Linked DNA regions of Homo sapiens: regions 1 and 3 are each linked to region 2. A link is a loop called in an ENCODE intact Hi-C map of the cell type or tissue named here. Cell type or tissue: HepG2. All regions are shown on one strand. Each heading gives the region's core, and the rest is flanking DNA. Links, peaks and the distances in the headings are about the cores only.

Region 1 (4,522 bases), core at 831-3,330, 330 kb before region 2:
ATCCGTTTTTCAACACTCTAGGTCTTACTTCTTGGTCTTAAAGAAAACAGAGGGCCAGGTGCAGTTGCCCATGCCTGTAATCCCAGCAATTTGGGAGGTTGAGGCAGAGGGATGGCTTGAGCCCAGGAGCTTGAGACCAGCCTGAACAACATAGCAAGACCCTCTCTCTATTTAAAAAAAAAAAAATTTTAAAGTGAACAAACAGGCCTTGCTGCGTTTCCCCGTTTCTTACCATTAGATCATACCCTTTTTGCCCTACCACATTTCTCCACAGTGGTCCACTCTTCACTAAACCTACAATAAACAACGCTCACATTTAACTGCTTCTTTGGGTCTTCATTTCCTTATGAAGCTTCCCATGTCATGTAAAACTTAAATAAGTTTGTTAATCTATCTTTTGTGCTAAGAATCAGAAAGAGTAGAGGAAAAAATATTTTTTTCCTCCCCTACACAATTCTATGGGACAGATATTGGCATGTCCATTTTAACAGATGAAACTCAGAGAGTGAATGACCTACCCGAAGCTCAGAAATGGTAACTGGCCAAGTAAAACTCACTCCTTTTGTAGTTCAGGAGCATGATTTGGTGTTTGTGCCTAAGTGTGATATGTGCCTCCCTCTGAACCTTGTTACAGCGCTGGCACATTACCCATCCAACCTGAACAACAACAACAACAAAACTCAGTCCTAGTTCTTCTGATCATAAGTTTAGTGCCCTTGCCACCTCAACACAACCACCTCCCCATGAGAAAGAAGCTTCTGTATTCCTTCCATACTGGGAAGGCACTGTTAAAGTTGAGTGAACTTTATCTTGTATTATTCCAGCCATCTGCTCTATGATTATGATTTTGGTATAAACCTTAAGGCTTTACCAAGGAAAATCACTATTAACTTTTTCTGCTCACCTTTTTTTCTTTTTTTTTTCGAGACGGAGTCTTGCTCTGTTGCCCAGGCTTGAGTGCAGTGGCGCGATCTCAGCTCACTGCAACCTCCGCCTCCTGGGTTCGAGTGATTCTCCTGCCTCAGCCTCCCTAGCAGCTGGGATTACAGGCACACGCTACCATGCCTGGCTAATGTTTGTATTCTTAGTAGAGACGGGGTTTCACCATGTTGACCAGGCTGGTCTTGAACTCTTGACCTCGTGATCTGCCCACCTTGGCCTCCCAAAGTGCTGGGATTATAGGTGTGAGCCACCGCTCCTGGCCCTTTTCTGCTCATCTTTAACAAAATATTGAAATGTGTTTTCAAGGCTGGGTGTGGTGTCTCCCACCTGTAATCCCAGCACTTTGGGAGGCTGAGGCAGGCCGATTACTTGAGCTCATGAGTTCAAGACCAGCCTGGGAAACATGGCGAAATCCCATCTCTACAGAAAAATGCAAAAATTAGCCAGGTGTGGTGATGCATGCCTGTGGTCCCAGCTATTCAGAAGGCTGAGGCATGAGAATCACTTGAACCCAGGGGGTGCAGTGAGCAAGATCATGCCACTGTACTCCAGCGACAAGAATGAGACTCTGTCTCAAAAAAAAAAAAACAACAAAACAAACAAACAAAAAAACAAAAAATAAAAAAAGAAGAAAAGAAGCCAGATGCAAAAAAGTACATATTGTATGATTTCATTTTTATAAAATATAAAAACATGCAAAAGAACTCTATACTGTTAAAATCACAAGGGCACGGGTGGGTTTCTGGGTTTCTGGTGACATTCTGTTTCTTGATCTGTGTACTGGTTACAGGGGTGTGACCAGTTTTTGAAAATTCATTGAACTAGACACTTACAATGTGTGCACTTTTCTGTATATATGTAATACTTTAATAAACAGGGTTTTTAAGAGTAGCGTAAGTTGCTTGAAAAAAATTTGCAGGATAGATGCCTTGAATTTATATTTTCTCCTACGTGCTGCAGTCAGCTAGAGTGAAGTGTGAAAGGCTCACTCTTGACATTTGGGCCCTTCATTCCTCCTTTATTCATCCATTTAACACATATTTATTGAAGAATGGTGTCAGGCACTCGGAGGCAAACAGAGTCCCTGCCCTCATGCAGACTACAGCCTATGCAGAAAGGGAGGAGACAGACGTCAATCAAATAGTCATACGAACACACATATCAGAGATGGTGAGAGAAAGGGGGGATGCTGAGAGGCCTCTCTCAGACCTAAAGGGTGAGTAGGCTTTGGCAGAAGAGGATATTATAAAGGGAACAGTGGTCTGGTGGCTTTTAAACGTTAGGCTTAATTCGTCCAGTAGAGGGCGACCACAGCCAGGCATTTGTGGCAATTCCTACTGCATCAGGAAAGCTGAAGGCTGAAGGTTTGCTTATCATCATCTCTCACTGAGTGTTGAAGGAGCACAAACTACTCACCAGAAACTAAGAATCCAAGTGTAAATTTACAGACGTCAATGTTGCTGTCTACCATTGCCCAACAGTTTGATGCAGATTCCTACCAAATGCCTACTGACCTTAATAAAGAAAAAAGAAAAAAAGTTAATAAGGCACAATTAAAGGAATCAAAATAAAAGCCCTTTTCTTGATTTGCACACATCCTCAAAGAGCTGCCTCAAGCACAGATACATACACATGTGACGTTTTCTTATTTATTAGTACTCCCCTCCACACAAACACACAAGTGCCTCATATCTGCTGTACCCCACATCCTCTACGGAAAGCATGCTACTGTGGATCTACCTCATGGATTATTGGTTTTATTCAGGCAGCTGATGAACAAATATAATTTTATATGTTGCCTATAGACATAAGGCAAAACAATCAATAATTTCCCACATCCCATTAAATGATTAGGGATGTAATCAGGATTAAAAACCAAGATATTTCCAGCGTACTTAAGGATAGATTTCTTTAACATCTACTATATATCAGCACTAGCGAGACTCTAAGTCATGTCACTTCCTTCCTTTAAAATTAATTCCCACTGCAGGCTGGGTACAGTGGCTCATACCTGTAATCCCAGCACTTTGGGAGGCCAAGGTGGGTAGATCACCTGAGGTCAGGAGTTTGAGACCAGCCTGGCCATTATGATGAAACCTCATCTATACTACAACTACAAAAATTAGCCAGGCATGGTGGCACACGCCTGTAATCCCAACTATGCAGGAGGCTGAGGCATGAGAATCACTTGAACCCAAGAGGCAGAAGTTGCAGTGAGCTGAGATCATGCCACTGCACTCCACCCTGGGTGATAGAGTGAGACTCAGTCAAAAAAAAGAAAAAAATCCCAATGCAATTAAAAATTTTCAGTTTTTTAAAAAATGAAAGCAATTCTCTGACAGGTAAAGGCCTGTGTGGTCTAGCCATTATCTATTATCCCAGACTAATCTCCTTTCCTTCTCATTATGTTTCAGACTTTCTTGTTTCCATGAAATTGCCATTTTCCATTTGCTGTTTCCCTTGCCTGAAACATTCTGCTTCCATCATCTAACTGGAGGCTTCTTATCATTCAAGTTCCAAATTGTTGCTTCCTAGGAAAAGACCTCTTTGACCACTCATTCCTGTCTGCCCTTCCCAACATGCAAAACAGAACCCTGATCTTTGGCTGGAAATGTTTTGGGTTTTGTTTGTTTGTTTGTTTGTTTGTTTGTTTGATGGAGACAGAGTCTCTCTCTGTCGCCCAGGCTGGAGTGCAGTGGCATGATCTCAGCTCACTGCAACCTACGCCTTCCGGGTTCAAGCAATTTTCATGCCTCAACCTCCCGAGTAGCTGGGATTACAGGCATGCGCCACCATACCCAGCTAATTTTTGTATTTTTTGTAGAAACGGGGCTTCACCATGTTGGCCAGGGTGATCTCGAACTCGTGGTCTCAGGTGATCCACCTGCCTTGGCCTTCTAAAGTGCTGGGATTACAGGTGTGAGCCACTGCGCGCGGCCTAGCTGGAAACTTTCCTGCCCAGTATATCAGTCATATTTCTCAGCCTCACTAGCAGCAGGATGTGGCCATGTTTCTGGCTAATGGGATGTAAACGGATATGTTCAGTGGGACTTCCTAGAAGCTTCCTTAAAGGGAAGCAGACAGGCCAGAGGAGGTGCCTCATGACTAGAATCCCAGCACTTTGGGAGGCTGAGCTGGGAGGATCACTTGAGGCCAGGAGTTTGAGACCAGCCTGGGCAACATAGTAAGACACCATCTTTACAAAATATAAATTTTTTCTTTTTTTTTTTTTGAGATGAAGTCTCGTTCTGTCGCCCAGGCTGGAGTGCAGTGGCACGATCTCAGCTCACTGCAAGCCCCACCTCCCGGGTTCACGCCATTCCCCTGCCTGAGCCTCCTGAGTTGCTGGGATTATAGGTGTGCACCACCATGCCCAGCTAATTTTTTTTGTATTTTTAGTAGAGACGGGGTTTCACCGTGTTAGCCAGGATGGTCTCAATCTCCTGACCTCGTGATCCACCCGCCTTGGTCTCTCAAAGTGCTGGGATTATAAGCGTGAGCCACCGCGCCCAGCCTGTTTTCGTTTTTTGTTTTTTTTTTCTTATTAGCCAAGTGTAGTGGTTCATGCCTGTAGTCCCAG
Region 2 (4,522 bases), core at 1,229-3,728:
GTATGGTAATTCTGAATGACAGTCATATGGAGTAATGGGCAAAGGCAATAAAAACAAACTCTTGCCACTGCCTGTCATGACCTTGATCTTCCTCTGCTGCTCAACATCATCAAGAGGTGCTCCTTCATATTTTTCTAAATGCCACCCACAAAGCCATTCTCACTGTCTGGTGGGCACCCTGAGAGCCTTTGCTGGAAATGCCTCCCTGGCTCAGCCTGCCTACCAAGCTCCAAGGCCCTTCCCTTCACGGCCGACACGAGGCCAGCCTGGAAGGAACCCTGATGAAGCTGCTGTTTCAGGGTCATATTGGTGCCATCTGTGAGGAACTCCATGACTCAGCAAGGATCCTTGCACTCTCATAGGTAACTCAAGGCCCCCAAAGTGGTGCTGTGGTTGTCCGAGTGCCCAGGGAGCCTCTCGAGTGTGGTGAGCGTTGGATGATGCCCCAGCAGTGCTTCTCAGACCGCCTGAGGGGAACGCTGGAGCTTCCTAACTCAGGAGACCAATTTCTAAATACAAAAAACACTCCTAATGGGGAGGGGTCAGGGGCACAGGGATCTTCATATCTCAAGGCTTCTGTAAAAACAGACCTTCAGATAAAATGTGGAAAGACTAGCAAAAGCAAATATACAATGTGTGACTCAGGTTGAAGCTACGTAACTTCTCAATAGTCCAGAGGCCCTAAGACCTAATAGTGGCCAAACAATTATTTCAAAGGCCAGACATATGCCCTTTAAGGGCTGTTTATACCCTACTGGTCACATGAAAAGATATAAATGAATGAATGAATGAATGAATGAAAAAGAGAAAGGAGCTTGAACTGGCAGATAACTTTTTAAAAGCCATAAAGAGGCCAGGCGTAGTGGTTCATGCCTGTAATCCCAGCTCTTTGGGAGACGGAGGCGGGCGAATCACAAGGTCAGGAGTTCAAGACCAGCCTGACCAACACAGTGAAACCTCGTCTCTACTAAAAATACAAAAATTAGCCAGGCATGGTGGCGCATGCCTGTAATCCCACTGTAATCCCAGCTACTCAGGAAGCTGAGGCAGGAGAATCGCTTGAACCTGGGAGGTGGAGCTTGCAGTGAGCCGAGACTGCATCACTGCACTCCAGCCTAGGCAACCGAGCAAGACTCCGTCTCAAAACAAAAAATAAAATAAAATAAAGATATTTACTGTGCTATGTTGTTCTGGTAGTATACTTGTAAGATTTTTGCCAAAAACCACCCAAAAAATATTTTTCAATTTATCAAGCAGATTATTACACATCAAAACCTACCAAGTAATGATGGAAAATATGAAGTTAGTTTTTTTTTTTTTGAGACAGTCTTGCTCTATTGTGAACTGTTATACTAAAGATAGACAGATATAGTCTTATGCCTATTTCCATTATCTGCATAATGTAACCTTTAAAAATATTCCTTAAATTGTTAACTTTATAGGAATAAGATACTGGAAAATGGTTAGAAAGTTCACCAAAACCTTACAAACTCACATGTCCTCAACTGTAATGTCCTTGAGGATCTGGCAGTAGTCCACATTCCATACAGCCTGATCGTCCCAAACCTTGGAGGCAAGAAGAATGGCTCCCAGAACAATCCTTTTCCAGTTGGTGGGACAAATGTCGATTTCAGCATAAGTTAAAAGCCTTTCTAAGTAAACCTGTAAAATAGAGCACTGGTCTTTGATTTTAGTTCAGTTTAAATGCTTTGATAAGCTTTTTTTTTTTTTTTGAGACGGAGTTTCACTCTTGTTGCCCAGGCTGTAGTGCAATGGTGCGATCTCGGCTCACAGAACCTCCGCCTCCCAGGTTCAAGTGATTCTCCTGCCTCGGCCTCCCGACTAGGTGGGATTACAGGCATGCGCCACCATGCCCAGCTAATTTTTGTATTTTCAGTAGAGACGGGGTTTCTCCATTTTGGTCAGGTTGGTCTCGAACTCCTGATCTCAGGTGATCCACCAGATCCTCCCAAAATGTTGGGATTACAGGCGTAAGCCACCGCGCCCGGCCCCGAAATGCTTTGATAAGAATTCATGACTGACAAATTTCTTTTGTTTTTGACCAGAAAATAAGTGCCTTTTATTCTTATGTTCTACAGAGACTTTGCTTACTCAGCCAAAGCAAGACACTAAATCACAGTTGTAGGTCAGATATCTCTGCTGCCTATTCTGCCCATATACATTTCCCACCCAGTCACAGGAATGACTGGACATCTCAGCAAACAGCATCATCAAGAGAGGCACTCTTATCACCTCCACACCCATAATAGAGTTGTTCAATAAATAATGAGTGCCTACCAGGTACAATGTATCATACTTGCATGGTAGATAGTAATTTTACAGGTAGCTATATTATGCTCAAATATGTAAAACCCAAGTAATACTGAGCACATTTTTACCTTCTCCTTTTCACAGTAACTAACCCTTTTGTGGCACTAGCTTGAAGAACTGCTGGTCAAGAGAGCCACCCAGTGGCTGCTGTGCAGAGCAGCATGACAGGTCTTTAGGCTGTAAAATATTCCCCGTATTCAGTGCCTCCACAAGGAACACAGATGGACAAAAGGATGTCTCTGGACCCCTGGTATTCCTCTAAACCTGCCAAGCAGTTTATGAGACAATTTCATGAATTATTTTACATCTACCAAACATCCTTCAAAGAACTGAGCAAAGTGAACAGCTGAGTAAAGATTTCAGAGGTAAGCTGTAATTTGCTGTTACCTCAAAGGGTTCTCTGTGGAAGAGTATGTCTATATGCTGTTTGAACTCTGTATCAAGACAAAAAGAAATCTTTTTAGGCTGGAGTGCAGTGATGCAATCTTGGCTCATTGCAACCTCTGCCCCCTGGGTTCAAGCGATTCTCCTGCCTCAGCCTCCCAAGTAGCTGAGCACCCGCCAGCACGCCTGGCTAATTTTTGTATTTTTAGTAGAGACGGGGTTTCACCATGTTGGCCAGGCTGGTCTCAAACTCCTGGCCTCAAGTGATCTGCCCACCTCAGCCTCCCAAAGTGCTGGGATTACAGGCGTGAGCCACTGTGCCAAGCCTGAAAAAAGTTCATTTTAACAGAGCTTATTTACTGTCTGAAGGTTATCAGATAGGCAGATCAGATCTGGCAGTGTTCTCCAAACTGGACTGTGTTTTCAAAAATGGATATTGAACATGACATGTTCTTAAGAGAGATTCTGTTCCCTTTCCCCCAAATTCTGCACTCTCAGTATCCTAACAGGGTTCAAATCTCAATGGGAATAATTAGACCACAGGGAAACAACATAGACAATCCCTCAACTTCCTGTTGCCTTTACGGGTAAGCTGGTGATGTGCTGATGCTCACTGATACCACTTGCCCTCCTGTGTCAGTGTGAGAGTTCTTTTCTTCCCACTAAAGCCAACTCCATCAGTGCAGTTGATCCCCTCCCACTTGTGCAGAACACTGTCCCCGCAACTGCGTCTTTTTGAAGGCTTTCTCCTTCTCTGCCAGAGATTTTCCCCAACGTGTTTCCTTTGTTCCCATCCCCCTCCCCACAACTCCCCGGATGTGTCCTCTCATTTGCTCAAAGCATCATGTCCTGGTGTCAGCTTCTCATCTCCCATCTCTCCTTAACCCACTCCTGTTTGTCCCTTGCTGCTGTCACTCTCCTGAGACTCCTCTTGCCAAGGTCCCCAGAGTCTTCACACTTACAAGCCAGAGCTCTTCATCCCACTGCTCCACTCCCCAAGTCTTCCCTAATATTGTACAGGGCATTTCCATTCACCTAGTTGCTGAGACCAAATACCTACATTCAAGTTATCCCACACCAGACTGTGCACAATTCCTGCTATGTCCACCTTCATTGGTAGGCTGCTCGCTTTTGATTCTGAGCTGCCATTTGTCACTGCTCACCTGTATCACCCTCGTTGCTTCTTAACTCTCTTCTCTGCCTCTATTCTGCCAATTATGGCCTACTCTCTTCAAGCCATCAGCATAACTTCTTAAGAGCACTTCACTCCCCTGCTCAAAATCTACCTAAAGTACCCATCAAACTGGAATAAAAACTTCTTCCTGGCCAGGCGCAGTGGCTCACACTTGTAATCCCAGTACTTCGGGATGCCGAAGTAGGCGGATCACCTGAGGTCGGGAGTTCAAGACTAGCCTGACCAACATGGCGAAGCCCGGTCTCTACTTAAAAAAAAAAAAAAAAAATTAGGCGTGGTGACGGGCACTGGTAAGCCCAGGTACTCGGGAGGCTGAGGCAGGGAGAATTGCTTGAACCTGGGAGGTGGAGGTTGCAGTGAGCCAAGATTGAGCCACTGCACTACAGCCTGGGTGACATAGCAAGACTCCGCATCTCAAAAACAAAACAAAACAAAACAAAAAAAACCTTCCTGTGGCCTGCAAGCCAAAAGGCCCTATGTGACCTCAACCTCCTCCACTCTTTCCAACTCACTCCAACCACACGGGACACCTTGCTGTTTGTTCCTTGAACACACACACACACACACACAAAATGTTCCTGTCTAGTCTTGGCACTTGTCTGGCTGCCTGTA
Region 3 (4,522 bases), core at 831-3,330, 230 kb before region 2:
TTGCAGTGAGCCAAGATTGAGACTGCACCACTGTACTCCAGCCTGGGCGACAGAGCGACACTCCATCTCAAAAAAAAAAAAAAAAAAAAAAAAAAGCTTTTAAAACCTCACTGAACCCGATCTAGATATCTGTTATAAACTAAATAAAATTATTTTCCTTCCATTAAACCCCACAGTTTGTGACATTAAATTTACCATGAGAATGGCTTTAAATGGAAATCTGATTTGGAAGGTTTTAATTCAAGTCTATTAGGTTTAACATGTTGTTTAAAAATCATCAAGAAGCTCACCACCAGCCAAAACCACATTTAAAATTTTGTCCTTGCTCCTGCATTGAAAAAAGCCAAATAAAGGTGGCCATTGAAAACCCACGTTTTGAACTTAGGTTAGTTATGATGCTAGTCTTTTCTATGGAAAATAAATTACCCAGAGTGAGGACTGAGTGAATCATCCTTGCTTTGACTCAAGGGCCTCAGTGATTGTGGACCAGAAACTTGCAGAGTGGGATCAGAGAGACCAGAAACACTGAGCCAGTTAAGAAGCTCTACTAGACTGGGCGCGGTGGCTCACACCTGTAATCCCAGCACTTTGGGAGGCCGAGGCGGGCGGATCACAAGGTCAGGAGTTCGAGACCAGCCTGGCCAATATGGTGAAACCCCGTCTCTACTAAAAATACAAAATTAGCCGGGTGTGGTGGTGGGCGCCTGTAATCCCAGCTACTCGGGAGGCTGAGCAGGAGAATCGCTTGAACCTGGGAGGCGGAGGTTTCAGTGAGCTGAGATTGCACCACTGCACTCCAGCCTGGTTGACAGAGTGAGACTCCATCTCAAAAAAAAAAAAAAGAAGCTCTACTAGTTTATATATATGTATCTGTAGGTATGAAAGACCTGTGTTAAGTCACCCAGATACTTTTGGAAAATGGTTTTGAAATGATGAGATACTAGTTTTAGCAGTTTTTTAAAAAAATAGAAATTACTGACATTTCAGTGTCTTATACTAGTACATATATTTTTAAGTTCAGACATTCAATAATAATTTACTAAGTGCTTACTCTGGACATCCTGGAATTATGGTACACTTCCGTGGCTTTAGATTACAGACGTGGTCAGCAAATCTGTTGTGTTATTGGAGTAAGGAAGAACAGCTCAGCTTAGTTCTCAAGATGTGGAGATTGGAGTAGCTGAATCAAGAAACTTTCTAGTAAAAGAGGGAAGAAAAGCCTCAGGTATTTCACAAGAGGTATTGCCTAATTCACCTCCCTCTCAGAAGTGTGCCTTCTGATGGAGTGTGCACTGCCCATGCTCTGCACTGCATTCGTAGCATTCCTGACACTCAAGAGGAAGGAGAAATGTAGGTAAGAAGGTGCCATTCAGCAAGCTCATTCGCATCCGGCAGCTGGAGAAATGAAATCAGGAAAAAAAGAAAAGTGAGCAAAAGAAGGAGAAGGAAGCTGAGTAGAAAAGAACAGGAAACGTATTATTATAATATAATGGGCAGGAATAGAAATTTCTGGCAGCTGCCTTAGTTAGGTTCCATATGATAGGATGCTTCCCTTTGCTGTCTAAATTTTGTGCTCACGAAATTTGGCTTGTGGAGGATAGGTTGGGTAAGGGTAGTAGTACGGAATCAGGGGAGGAAGGCAGTCTAAAATTTATTTGCACTGCTTGACTTTTAACTTTGTGCTTTGGTTCGGAGTTTTAACGAACGGGGCAGAGAGAGACAGGTTTCTAATTTGGGACAGGGAGAAGTCAGTCTTATTTTGTATAGTGTGGCACATTCCAAAAAAAAAGAAAAGAAAGAAAAGCTGTTCCATTTATATGCCCTTTCTTCCCTCAGAAAGTGCTGCATTCAGTTGCTTTGTGATACTTGTGGTTTACCAGGTTGTTTTTCATACCAGCACTTGAACTCTGGTTTTCTTTCTTTTTTTTCTTTTTTTTTGAGATGGAGTTTCGCTCTCGTTGCCCAGGTTGGAGTGCAATGGCATGATCTCGGCTCACTGCAACCTCCGCCTCCTGGGTTCAAGTGATTCTCCTGCCTCAGCCTCCTGAGTAGCTGGGATTACAGGCATGCGCCACCACGCCTGGCTAATTTTGTACTTTTAGTAGAGATGAGGGTTTCTCCATGTTGGTCAGGCTGGTCTCAAACTCCCGACCTCAGGTGATCCGCTTGCCTCAGCCTCCCAAAGTGCTGGGATTACAGGCGTAAGCCACCGCCTGTGCCAGGCTGAACTCTGGTTTTCTAGGTAAGAATACTTTATTTCCTGATCTCCTGTAGGGGGCAGAGTCTCAAAAGAAAAAGGCCAAAACCTGTTAAGCAAACTTCTGAATGTTTTTTAAATTACCTGGGAGACTGTTCATTATATCAGAGATTATTATAGCAGATGGAACGTTAAAAATTGATCTGTGTTTCTCACAAACACAGTTAATCTAAACCAGCTGCTTCTTCCTTTTGTACCTATGTCTTCTAACTTTGCATCCTCATAAAAACACACCTTCAGTGAAAAAGCTGGTGGCATAGCATGTTGATCTTCCAAAATGCCAAAAACTTCAGCACATTGTTTTTGATGAGTTTTGGCTTTACGTATTATTTTAAGGAGAGGCTAATTCACTGTATTTCATGGTTTTAGTGTGCCCCTTTATAAGTTTTTATGTCTACTTAGTTCTTCCCCCTTTAAATAGTTTGGATGAATAAACTTTAGAAGTGGAAGATTGTATGGAGTAGCTCTTTGTTATGATGTCATTTACTTGCTATTCAGGGGAGCCACAAATGTTGGCTTTTAAATCTACAAAATAGTGCAATTGGCCTTATTTCATTAAATTATTTCTGTAAGTGAAGAATTTTCTATATCCTTCTTTAAAATTTAAACAGCCCTGCAGAAAAAAATGGACCATGGTTATGCAAAAATGCCTGAGGTTATGGTTTTAAAAATATATGCTGATACATAACGGTATATTTCTTAAATGTGTACTTGATTTTTGATAGTTGTATCTGATTATGTGTGACTGTTCCGTGGCTTCTTCTGCAGCTCCAGGGTTGCACTGAGCTTAGGAAGCCCCAGCCATAGTGGTCTTCTTTTTTTTTTTTTTTTTTTGAGACGGAGTCTCGCCCTGTTGCCCAGGCTGGAGTGCAGTGTTATGATCTCGGCTCACTGCAACCTCCGCCTCCTGGGTTCAAGTGATTCTCTTGCCTCATCCTTCCTTGTAGCTGGGATTACAGGCGTGTGCCACCAGGCCCGGCTAATTTTTGTATTTTTAGTAGAGACGGGGTTTTGCCATGTTGGTCAAGCTGGTCTCGAACTCCTGACCTCATGATCCACCGCCCCCCCGCCCCCCGGCCTCCCAAAGTGCTGGGATGACAGGCGTAAGCCACTGTGCCCAGCCTTATAGTGGTCTTCTTGCTGTTCCTGGAACCTACTATTATCATGCCTACCTCTAGGACCCTTACACTTGCTAGTTCTACTTCTTGAAATTTGAAAACTTAGTTGTTTCATTCATTCTGTCATTTATTGTGTGCCCAGAAACTTGGATGCACCTAGATGGGTCAGTGCTGGAGGAAAGCAGACATGGTCCTTGCCTTCATGAAATTTGCAGTCCACTAGGGAAGACATGAATCAAATAATCACATCAGTGAATGTCAAAAGGCAGCTGTGACAATTGCTACAGATGTGACGCCCATGCATTGGGTTAGAGAACTCTCAGAGATGGTGCCAGGTAGAACTATGTGAAATTGCAGATTTTTCAGTCATTTTTGACCTATAAAAGTAAAGACAGTTCAGATTACATTTTATGTTTGACCCTGAAGTCACAGAAGGTTCTTGAGCAGAGAAGCACATGATGGGAATGGTATGTAGGAACAGTTAATTTGGTGGTACAGCTTTTCGGGGACACCTGTAGCAGCAAATGAGGCATGCTTCTTCGGTGAAATTACTGGTTGAGGTTTAAAATTGTGTTTGGCAATGGGGAATCTGTGGTGCTATAGTATTAATGCTAAAACAAATGACTATACAGCTTATTAAAATATTTATGAAGTGTGTACCTGTATGTGATTCTATATTAGGTTATTCACAAAATGCCATATAAATTAGATTAAGGCAATAGCTCTTTTTTTTTTTTTAGTTAAAAAAAGTTTTAATTGACACAATATACATCTTTATGGGGTACATAGTGATATTGCAATACATATGTATAGTGATCAGATCAGGGTAATTAGCATATCCATTATCTCAAACATTTATCATTTCTTTGTGTTGGGAACATTCAGTATCTCCCTTCTAGGTATTTGAAACTACGTATTATTGTTAACTATAGTCATCCTATAGTGCTATTGAACACTAGAACTTATTCCTCCTATCTAAGCAGCTCTGTTTTCTTTAGGAATTTGACATTTGTACCTACCTATTTGCACTTAATAGATACATAGTTTTCTTGGCACTAGCACACACAGATATTTTTCCTATAATTTCCTAGCAATCAAGAAACCTTGCAATTGAGTACTATAATAAAAGGGCCCAAGGACTTGTTTC

Evidence for each region. A loop is a pair of places that touch in the nucleus more often than their neighbours do. Peaks named below come from ENCODE experiments on the same cell type or tissue, not always from the same donor. Only the 100,000 strongest peaks of a DNase experiment are listed, where the experiment ranks them.
Region 1: a loop joins it to region 2, with 12 times the contacts of the local background. A loop is called at or near these places in 80 of 110 quality-filtered maps.
Region 3: a loop joins it to region 2, with 8 times the contacts of the local background. A loop is called at or near these places in 65 of 110 quality-filtered maps.

What each region holds. Positions count from the first base shown.
Region 1 is chr2:208,070,197-208,074,718 of GRCh38, reverse strand. It overlaps LOC105373854 (a long non-coding RNA gene), which reads right to left. Exons shown (of 4, transcript XR_923815.3): 3 at 2,359-2,456. It overlaps LOC124905439 (small nucleolar RNA U13), which reads left to right and starts at 557; the gene lies at 557-658. In HepG2, for the core only: a CTCF peak has its summit at 2,246 (motif pointing right); a DNase peak (open chromatin) is centred at 2,248.
Region 2 is chr2:207,744,187-207,748,708 of GRCh38, reverse strand. CCNYL1 (cyclin Y like 1) reads right to left here. Exons shown (of 10, transcript NM_001330218.2): 8 at 1,496-1,662. Among named protein-coding and RNA genes, the nearest start is that of MIR4775, 8.4 kb to the left of the region's middle. In HepG2, for the core only: a CTCF peak has its summit at 2,465 (motif pointing left); DNase peaks (open chromatin) are centred at 1,558 and 2,458.
Region 3 is chr2:207,971,156-207,975,677 of GRCh38, reverse strand. The region is part of intron 3 of PLEKHM3 (pleckstrin homology domain containing M3); the gene reads left to right. Among named protein-coding and RNA genes, the nearest start is that of PLEKHM3, 52 kb to the left of the region's middle. In HepG2, for the core only: a CTCF peak has its summit at 2,278 (motif pointing right); a DNase peak (open chromatin) is centred at 2,267.